Regions from separate parts of the Homo sapiens genome. Here region 2 is linked to region 1. The links are chromatin contacts, found by Hi-C or POLR2A ChIA-PET in ENCODE. All regions are on one chromosome and are shown on one strand. The core of a region is the stretch at or near the end of the contact, and the rest is flanking DNA. Distances in the headings are between cores, read along the strand shown. Region 1 has its middle 28 kb from the start of PDCD4-AS1. Region 2 overlaps RBM20 (RNA binding motif protein 20).

Region 1 (4,123 bases), core at 737-3,236:
GACCATCCTGGCTAAAATGGTGAAACCCCGTCTCTACTAAAAATACAAAAAATTAGCCAGGCGTGGTGGCGGGCACCTGTGGTCCCAGCTACTCGGGAGGCTGAGGCAGGAGAATGGCGTGAACCCGGGAGGCGGAGCTTGCAGTGAGCCAAGATGGCACCACTGCACTCCAGCCTGGGTGACAGAGTGAGACTCCGCCTCAAAAAAAAAAGAAAAAAAAAAAAGAGGGGCCTTTGTGTGTGTGTCTGGGCTAGGGGTACAAAGTGTTCTGGGACACAGTGGGGGACCAGCAATACCTGCAGGGAGGTCAGAGAAGTCAAGGAAGGCTTCGTAAAGAAGACAACACCTAAGTAGAATGTTAAAAAAAAAAAGTCGTAGTTTCCAGGTAGACAGAAAGGGCCAAAAGGTATTCCTAGCAGTGGGAAAACCATTTACAAAATCAAGGAGCTGGAAGGGGCCTATTTGGGAACCCCCGAGGCACTGAGCATAGCTGAACCACAAATGGAGGCTGTGGGGGTGAGAAGGTGGGTGGAGAGGAGGCAAGATTAAGTAGGGTCGGTGGAGGGCCAAGCTAAGCCATACGAGGAGCCCAGGAGACAAAAACCACAGAGACCAGGCTGGCCGACCCCAAGCAAGCCTGCCTCATGGGTAGGCTCCCCTGCTGGGGGCAGGAGGATGGTAATAAGGACCATAGCTCCCCACAGGCCCATGTGGGAGATTCAGGTAGAGAAGTGACCACCCCCCACCTTGTGATTGACAGCAAGTCTCCACTCTTATTTTCTTCCCAAAAACCTCTGGCACGCACAAGGCACACATCAAATGCACAGATGGGAAAACCGAAGCAACAGAAGGTAAACATTTGCCTACATCTCAGAATGAGTTCATTGTGGATTTGACCCAGGAACTCAAGGTCCTGATTCCCAGCATGGAGATCTGTCCCTGAGCCAGAAAGCTCTGTTCTTCCTAGGCTTGCATACAGTGATGGTGAGAGATCTCACGGGCAAACGGGGCACACCTTTTGCACCCCTCCTCCCTAGGCCGCTCCTTATCAGACAGGTTTGAGGGGAAGTTCCCAAACTGCCAGAGAGAATCAGCACTTCCCAGTCAGGCTTTGTTCCCTCCTGGCTGTGGTCATCCGTTTGGGGTAACCCCAAAGAATAAATGCTGGAGAGGTTTATTTCCCCCAACAATCCAAAGAGCAGGGGCCCCACCCTAGAGCTCTCTATTGTCAGGTGGGTGTGGCAGGGCACTCAGGTAGTAGAGATGATGGTGGCCTCCTCCTTGGCCTGTGAACACTGGTTCCTGGAAGTTCAGCCACTTAACAGAGAAATTTGAAAAACAGAGCTTGAAAATAAACCCAAACAAAAATTCATGAACTCCAGCCAGCATACTCACTCTCAGGTGGCTGGGCAGGTGTGAGCAAGGATCAGGCCTTCGGACACTGGGAGGTGTTGCCCCAACATCAGGAACCAGTTCACACAGACCAGAAGCCATCCCAGTGTCCCCGCTCCCACTATGCTCTTCTCCAATGTTGGGCTGTGAGCTCCCTAAGGATTTTTCCAACACCTCTCAGTACCTCTGTACTGTCCCTCAGGAGAATTATTCCAGAATATAGAGTCAAGTAGAACAATCTCCCCAGATAACCTGGAATGCTCTCTCCAGCCTAAGGACAGAGCATGTTTTTTTTTTTTTTCTTTCTGCCTTGGCTCCCAGGAGGCTTCTAGTCACATCTCTTGCTGTATGAGCCCTTACAGACCATATATTTGCTGCCTCCAACTTTCTTCAATCCTTGTTTATAATTTTTTGTTGTCTTAATCTGGACACATGGCATCATGTATGTGCAACATCTCTACTCCATGTTGGAAACAGGTGGCAGGCAAGTCAACAATCTAGTTTCACTCAGGAAGGAGAGGTCACAAGTGCAATCCGGCTAGCATTTTGGGGCTGTGGGAAATCCCCTTTTGATCACTCCCCTTTGTCCCCAAGTCCCCTGAGAGCAGAAAGCAAGCTGCTTCTCTTTCTTCTCCTCCCTGAAACAGGAGGAACTTGAGCAGCCCCCGGGGCCCTCCTTCCTCTCTTGCCCTCAGACTCAGCTCCCCTGGAATATTCTCCCAAGTGAGAAGAAGGAAGAAACAGTATTTCTCTGGGTATAGTGCTGTGGGTGGAGGCCTTTCTTTACTTTCCAGGGAGGAGAGGTACTGGAGAAATCAGTTTCTGGAATTTAACAATCAGGAATTCAGCCATAGGTAACTGCAGTATTGCTAAATTAGACTTTCTAATTTATCCAAGCAGCTCTGGGCAGACCCAGAGTCTAGAGGCTTTAGGGAGAGGCAGGAACAGGAGGTAGGCAGTGGAGAATAGTGGCTAAGAGTGTGGTTTGACAGTCATGTGGACCTGGGTTTGAATCCCAACTCTGCCACTTACTGGTCGTCTGACCCTTGACAAACCACTTTGTCTCTCGGAGCCTCATTTTCCATCTATGAAATGGGGAGAATAACAGTACCTGCTTCTCCAGTTGTGAAGAGGCCAAGAGACAGTGCCCCTATGGAGTACACTAAGTGTGCCATGCAGGGGGACTCAGGAATCAGCAGGGCCGAGCTGACAGCAGTAGTGTCTTGTGGAAGAGGGAGAGAAAGTGTGTGTGACCCCAGAGTTCCTCGCTGACAGCAACGCGGCCCTGGGCAGTGGCCCTGTTCCTTGTTTCTCCTCTGAGTAAGGATTGCTGACTCCACACAGCTCTCTGTCTTCAGCAGCAGGGCTTCCATCAGATCTCGAGGAGCTGTTTAATAACCACAACACTTCCAGCCATTAACAAAGATAAAGACAGCATTGGAAAATTGACTTTTGCCTGAGCACAGTAAGTACGAACCCAACTAAAAATCATAACACATGCTCCCAAACCCAGTTCGATGACTGTGACACGCTCCCACCCCCATCCTTCGCCGCCTCCCCCACCCACCAGCTGCCACCAGCCCCTTCTGCCATGGCCATGCTGGTCTCCTTTTCTCTGCCTCCTACTGTCAAGCCTTTTTCACACTAAAGTGCCCCTACCTTCAATGGCCCTACCACCCAGTAAAATAAATGCTGCTTCTATTCCAGGAGCTACTGGGGAAGTCCCTGGTTGACATCTAGGGCAGTGTTTCTCTAAGTGTCATCGGTGGACTGCACCTGCATTGAATTACCCCCCAGGCTTGCTAAGATGCAAATGCCTGGGTCCTCCCCGTGACCTAATGAGTCAGAATCTCCATGGGGGCGCCAGGAATATGCATTTTTAGCAAGCTCACCAGGTGCGGCTGATGCACCCAAAGCATGAGAATCCATGATTTCTCTTGAGTCCCTTGCTGAGTGCCAAAGTCCAGCTAGGACCAGACCTGGAAAATTCACACGATAATGTAATCGAAATATCATAAACTCTCCAAGTAGCCCCAGCAAGACTCAAGGGATCTGGATTCTAGTCTTGGCCCTATACCAATAAGCTGTGTTGCCTCAAACAAGTCACCTCTCTTCTCTGGGCCTGTTTTCTGGCTTGTAAAAGGAAGAGCAGAGGCTTGGGGGTCTCTGGGGCCATCCTGCTCCAACATGCTTGGAATTTCACTCAGGATAGGCACCTTTATATGACTGCCATTGTGGGAAAAGAGAATGGGGAGTTGACAGGGTTGAGCCCAGATGTCCAACCACTGCCTAAGAGGGCAGTTAACAGTTGCTGTTGCCAGGTTTGATGGTTCATGCCTGTAATCCCAACATTTTGGGAGGCTGAGGTGGGTGGATTGCTTGAGCCCAGGAGTTTGAAACTAGCCTGGGCAACATAGTGAAACCCTATCTCTACAAAAAAAAGTTAGCCAGAGGTGGTGGCACATGCCTGTAGTCCCAGCTATTTGGGAGGCTGAAGCAGGAGGATGGCTTGGATCCAGGAAATAGAGGCTATAGCAAGCTGAGATCGCGTGCCACTGCCCTCCAGCCTGGGTGATAGAGTGAGAGCCTGTCTCAAACAAACAAACAAAGAAAAGAAAGCAAGGTTAGTATCCAAGTGCCCTGACCTAGTAGGGCATTATGAGGAGGAATCCCAGTGTCTAGGCTGTGGCAGAGTCAGGCAGGGGCAGTCTGGAGTTGATCCCTGGGGATA
Region 2 (3,926 bases), core at 1,213-3,712, 120 kb after region 1:
TAATCCTAACACTTTGGGAGGCCAAGGCAGATCACTTGAGGTCAGGAGTTTGAGACCAGCCTGGCCAACATGACGAAACCCTGTCTCTGCTAAAAACACAAAAAATCAGCCGGGCAGTGTGGTGGGCACCTGTGATACCAGCTACTCCGGAGGCTGAGGCAGGAGAATTGCTTGAACCCATGAGCCGGAGGTTGCAGTGAGCCAAGGTTGCACCATTGCACTCCAGCCTGGGCGATAAGAGCAAAACTCCATCTCAAAAATAAAACAAAACAAAAATACAGGCTCAGGTGAGATTCCCTGTGGGCCCCTGCCCTCAGCTTATTTTAATTTGTATCTTTTTCCTGCAATAAACCATAACTTTGATTATAACCACTTTCAGTAAGTGCTGTAGGACTTTCTAACACCTGAATGTGGTCTTGGAGACCCTTGAACCTGCAACTGGCATCAGAAGTGGAAGTGGTTTTGAGGACCCCAAACTTTGTAGTTTTTCTACAATGTCATTTAATCCTCAAAAACCAAAGAAGCGGGTGTTAGTCCCACCTCACAGACAAAGACACTGAGTAGCTTAGAGGGCCATCACTTGATCATGATCCCATATCCAGTGGGTAGAGGAACTGGGGTTAATCACCAAGCTATGCACCAGTGAAACTCTCATTGGGTGCAGAGTAATACTGCCTCCATCTGCTACCCTGAGAGTGACAGGCAAGTGAATAGAGGGCCTCACTCATTGCTGATGCTTGGAACAGTAACCCATGCCATGAGAGGATAGGGGAGACCTTAGAAAGTGCTCTAGTACGGAGAAAATATGATGCTGTAGAGATGCTGGGTGGTATCATGACCTTACCATCTCCAACTCTGAGACAGGCCACCTAGGACAGAGACACCCACAGCAGCCCTGAAACCCAAACCTGAGCCCTTTCGTGGTCAGAGCCAAACCAGTCATCAGGAGCAGGAGGCTGGTCAGCAGTGATGCAATGCCTCCTGGGACAGAACATTCCACTGAGAGGGAGAGGCCGGCAGAGGGGCTGCGTCAGGGGAGCAAGGAGGCAGGTGCCCAGAGAGAGGGAGAGGTAAAGCAGGAGTGGGCAGATGGGGCAGTCAGCAGCACATCTGCCCCCAAGATGGGGATGGGGTCCATCTGCTCAGCACCACTGCCTGCCAGGATGGGGTCGGGGGAGGGGGGCAGGAAGGAGGCTGCACACGCAGCAGATTCCACCCCCAGCACAGAGGCCAAGCTGTGGCTGTCAATCCTGCCTCCCGTCTCAGAGAACTGGCGTGACCAATGCTCTCAGCTTCCTATACACACGCCACCCCAGCTATATGCCATACAATTGGTTTTACAAGAGCAACAGATTTAACGCTGCCTCCCCGCAATAGCTTTGTGAGCTCTGCAGCCCCTGAAATACACAACCAAGCAAGATGTCACACCTAAAATCCAGGTTGATGTGCTCTGTTTCTGTATTTTTTTAAAGCCTGCACCTCTGCAATTGTTTTCCATTTTATGTTATACATGTACACAAAACAGAAGACAAATCTGGCCAATCAGATTGTCTTGCTTTTGCTTTATCCTTAAAGTTCATCAATCTAAATAATACCTAGTTATAAGGGATATTTAGCAAATAATTGTTTAGGAGAAAGATTTTTAACATAGAAGTAACTGAGAAACATAGGATTCCTAATAATAGTAATGTGAATTTATCTGGGACTTTTAAAACATCCTTCAGGGAACAAGCACCGAAACAGGCGTTATTGACCTACAGGTCCCCCACAAGGGTCCATGGATGGGTTTCAGGATGTTCATAAAAACCATGAAATTGAAACTGTTTGCAAAGTCATATAAGCGCACGCTCCAGAGTAATTTTTCTGAGGTGAAAGTCCAAAGCTTTCATCAGCCTTTGAAAGGGATCTCTGATTCCAAAATGTTAGCACCACTAGTACACTCAACTCTGGCACATTCTTGGTCTCATTTACTCCCGAGTCATTCTTGTGAATTACACAGGGTGAGAATGATTAACCTGCTGTGTAGATGGGAAAGAGCTATGATCATCCAAGTTCATGGAGTGGTGTCACTTGCTTAATAGAGCTCAGTGACAGTGTTTATCACAGTCCACTTTGCAGTAACTTGGCAATCCACACGTTTCTCTACCCAAAACTTTAAACTCCTTGAGGACTGGGACTCCTCCTCGAAGACCTGACACATGGTAGGCATGCAGTCAGAGCCCAAGCAGTCAAGTTCCTGAGGGGGATGCAGGCAGACCAGGATCAAGGTTTCCAGGCACTGCCTCAAGAAACCTGGTACACTTACAGTAGGTGCCGGATAAAGCATCTCCTGTGATAATGGTGATCCTGCCTTCCTTGCCTACTGTTCTCATTCCCCAGATGATTCATCCCCAGATGAAGTGAAAACATCTGCTTTGGCTTCAGAGAAAGAATGTCCCCTCCCTGAGTCTTGTGCCAGACCTCCACCAGGGCAACGATATGGCCCAGCACGCCCATGGCTGCAGGGATATTACTGGGCCTGTCAAGGTGACTCTTTGTGGGGAGAAGCCAGGGAGTCAATGCTTCTCCCCACTCACAGTGCTAACGTGATTCAAGTCAATGGTTCCTGCTCTGTCTCCAGAAACAGAACTGAGAAAATCTTGACGAAGCACTCTCAGGAAATAGCAGGTAAGAGGTGAGGCCCCAGGAAACATCTTCAGACTTCCTCTCTCAACAAAGAAGTCACAATTTTGCTGAAAGGCTACTTCAGTTCTGCAGCTCCCAGCTTGGAGCAATTTCAACCTGAGCAGCCTGCAACCTGTTGGAGCAGATGTTTTACAGGTAGTCTGGTGTGGTGTATTCTGAAGCATCACTAGCTTGAAGGTCCAGCATCACAGCATCAGTTTTGTTTTGTTTGGTCATTTGTTTTACCACTGCCACAGAGACAAACGGGTTCTGCACACACACTGGCAGACGGGATTTGTTTGTCTCTTTTGATGGCTAAGTATTGACTTCAGAATACAAGCCCTGAAGTCAATAGACCTGACTTGGACCCTGGCTTGGTCTCTTACCCGGTAACTTTTGGCTAGTAATGTAACCTTTCTGAGCCTCAGTTTCTGCAGAGTTGTTTAGAATAGTAGAGTGTTTAGAATACAGTGTCTGTCATCTACTAACAAATGAATACTATTATTATTTAGACATGGAAGAAAAGATAAGCCTATAATTGAAGTAAAACTCAAGCCCAACACTTAAGGAATTTCATATGAACTGAAAATCACAATAATTCTGCCTTCCCTGTGCACTGCCACAGAGGAAGGGCCGTGCTCATCTGTACAACAGGGTTAAAAAACCTCAACAATAAAGACCCATAACCCAATTAAAAATAGGCAAAGGATTTGAATAGATGTGTCTCCAGAGAAGACATGCAAATGGCCATTAAGCACATGAGAAGATGTTCAACATTGTTAGTCACTAAGGAAATGCAAATCAAAACCACAATGAGTTTCCCCTTCATATCCACTAGAATGGCTGAAATCAAAAAGATGATAATAAGTGCTGCAAGAATGTGGAAAAATTGGAATCCTCATTCATTGTTAGTGGCATTGGTGTAAAATGGTGTAGCCACGTTGGAAAACAGTTTGGATGCTCCTCAAAATGTTACATCTGAAGTTACCATATGACCCAGCAATTCCACTCCTACATTATCCCATTTATATGAAATGTCCAGATGAGGCAAATCCACACAGACAGGAAATAGTTTAGTGGTTGCCAGAGGATGAGGGAAGGGGAAAGGGAAGGGATGGGGAGTGACTGCTAATGGGTACGCAGTTTCTTTTGGGGGTATAAAAATATTCTGGAATTAGTGGTGATGAATTACAGCTCTGTGAATATATAACCGTTTACTTGTATATTTTTAAATGGTGAATTTCATGATATGTGACTTACAT

Evidence for each region. A loop is a pair of places that touch in the nucleus more often than their neighbours do. ChIA-PET counts read pairs that join two places held with the same protein, here RNA polymerase II (POLR2A). Pooled maps may share reads with other maps.
Region 2: a pooled map shows a loop between it and region 1 (2.1-fold over the local background). The contact joins two enhancer-like sites. A Hi-C loop is called at or near these places in 1 of 50 pooled maps. POLR2A ChIA-PET finds 5 or more read pairs at or near these places in 4 of 52 experiments (OCI-LY7, WTC11, activated T-cell and 1 more).

The regions. Positions count from the first base shown.
Region 1 is chr10:110,841,059-110,845,181 of GRCh38, reverse strand. No RefSeq gene overlaps it. Among named protein-coding and RNA genes, the nearest start is that of PDCD4-AS1, 28 kb to the left of the region's middle. RefSeq lists enhancers at 1,285-1,444, 1,805-1,854, 2,005-2,064, 2,075-2,144, 2,215-2,274 and 2 more. Within about 2 kb of position 1,986, at least 10 of the 41 ENCODE cell types and tissues checked have a DNase peak (open chromatin) inside an H3K27ac peak, as active enhancers do; they include OCI-LY7, where a contact is called at or near this core.
Region 2 is chr10:110,723,193-110,727,118 of GRCh38, reverse strand. The region is part of intron 1 of RBM20 (RNA binding motif protein 20); the gene reads right to left. Among named protein-coding and RNA genes, the nearest start is that of RBM20, 81 kb to the right of the region's middle. Within about 2 kb of position 2,462, at least 2 of the 41 ENCODE cell types and tissues checked have a DNase peak (open chromatin) inside an H3K27ac peak, as active enhancers do; they include OCI-LY7, where a contact is called at or near this core.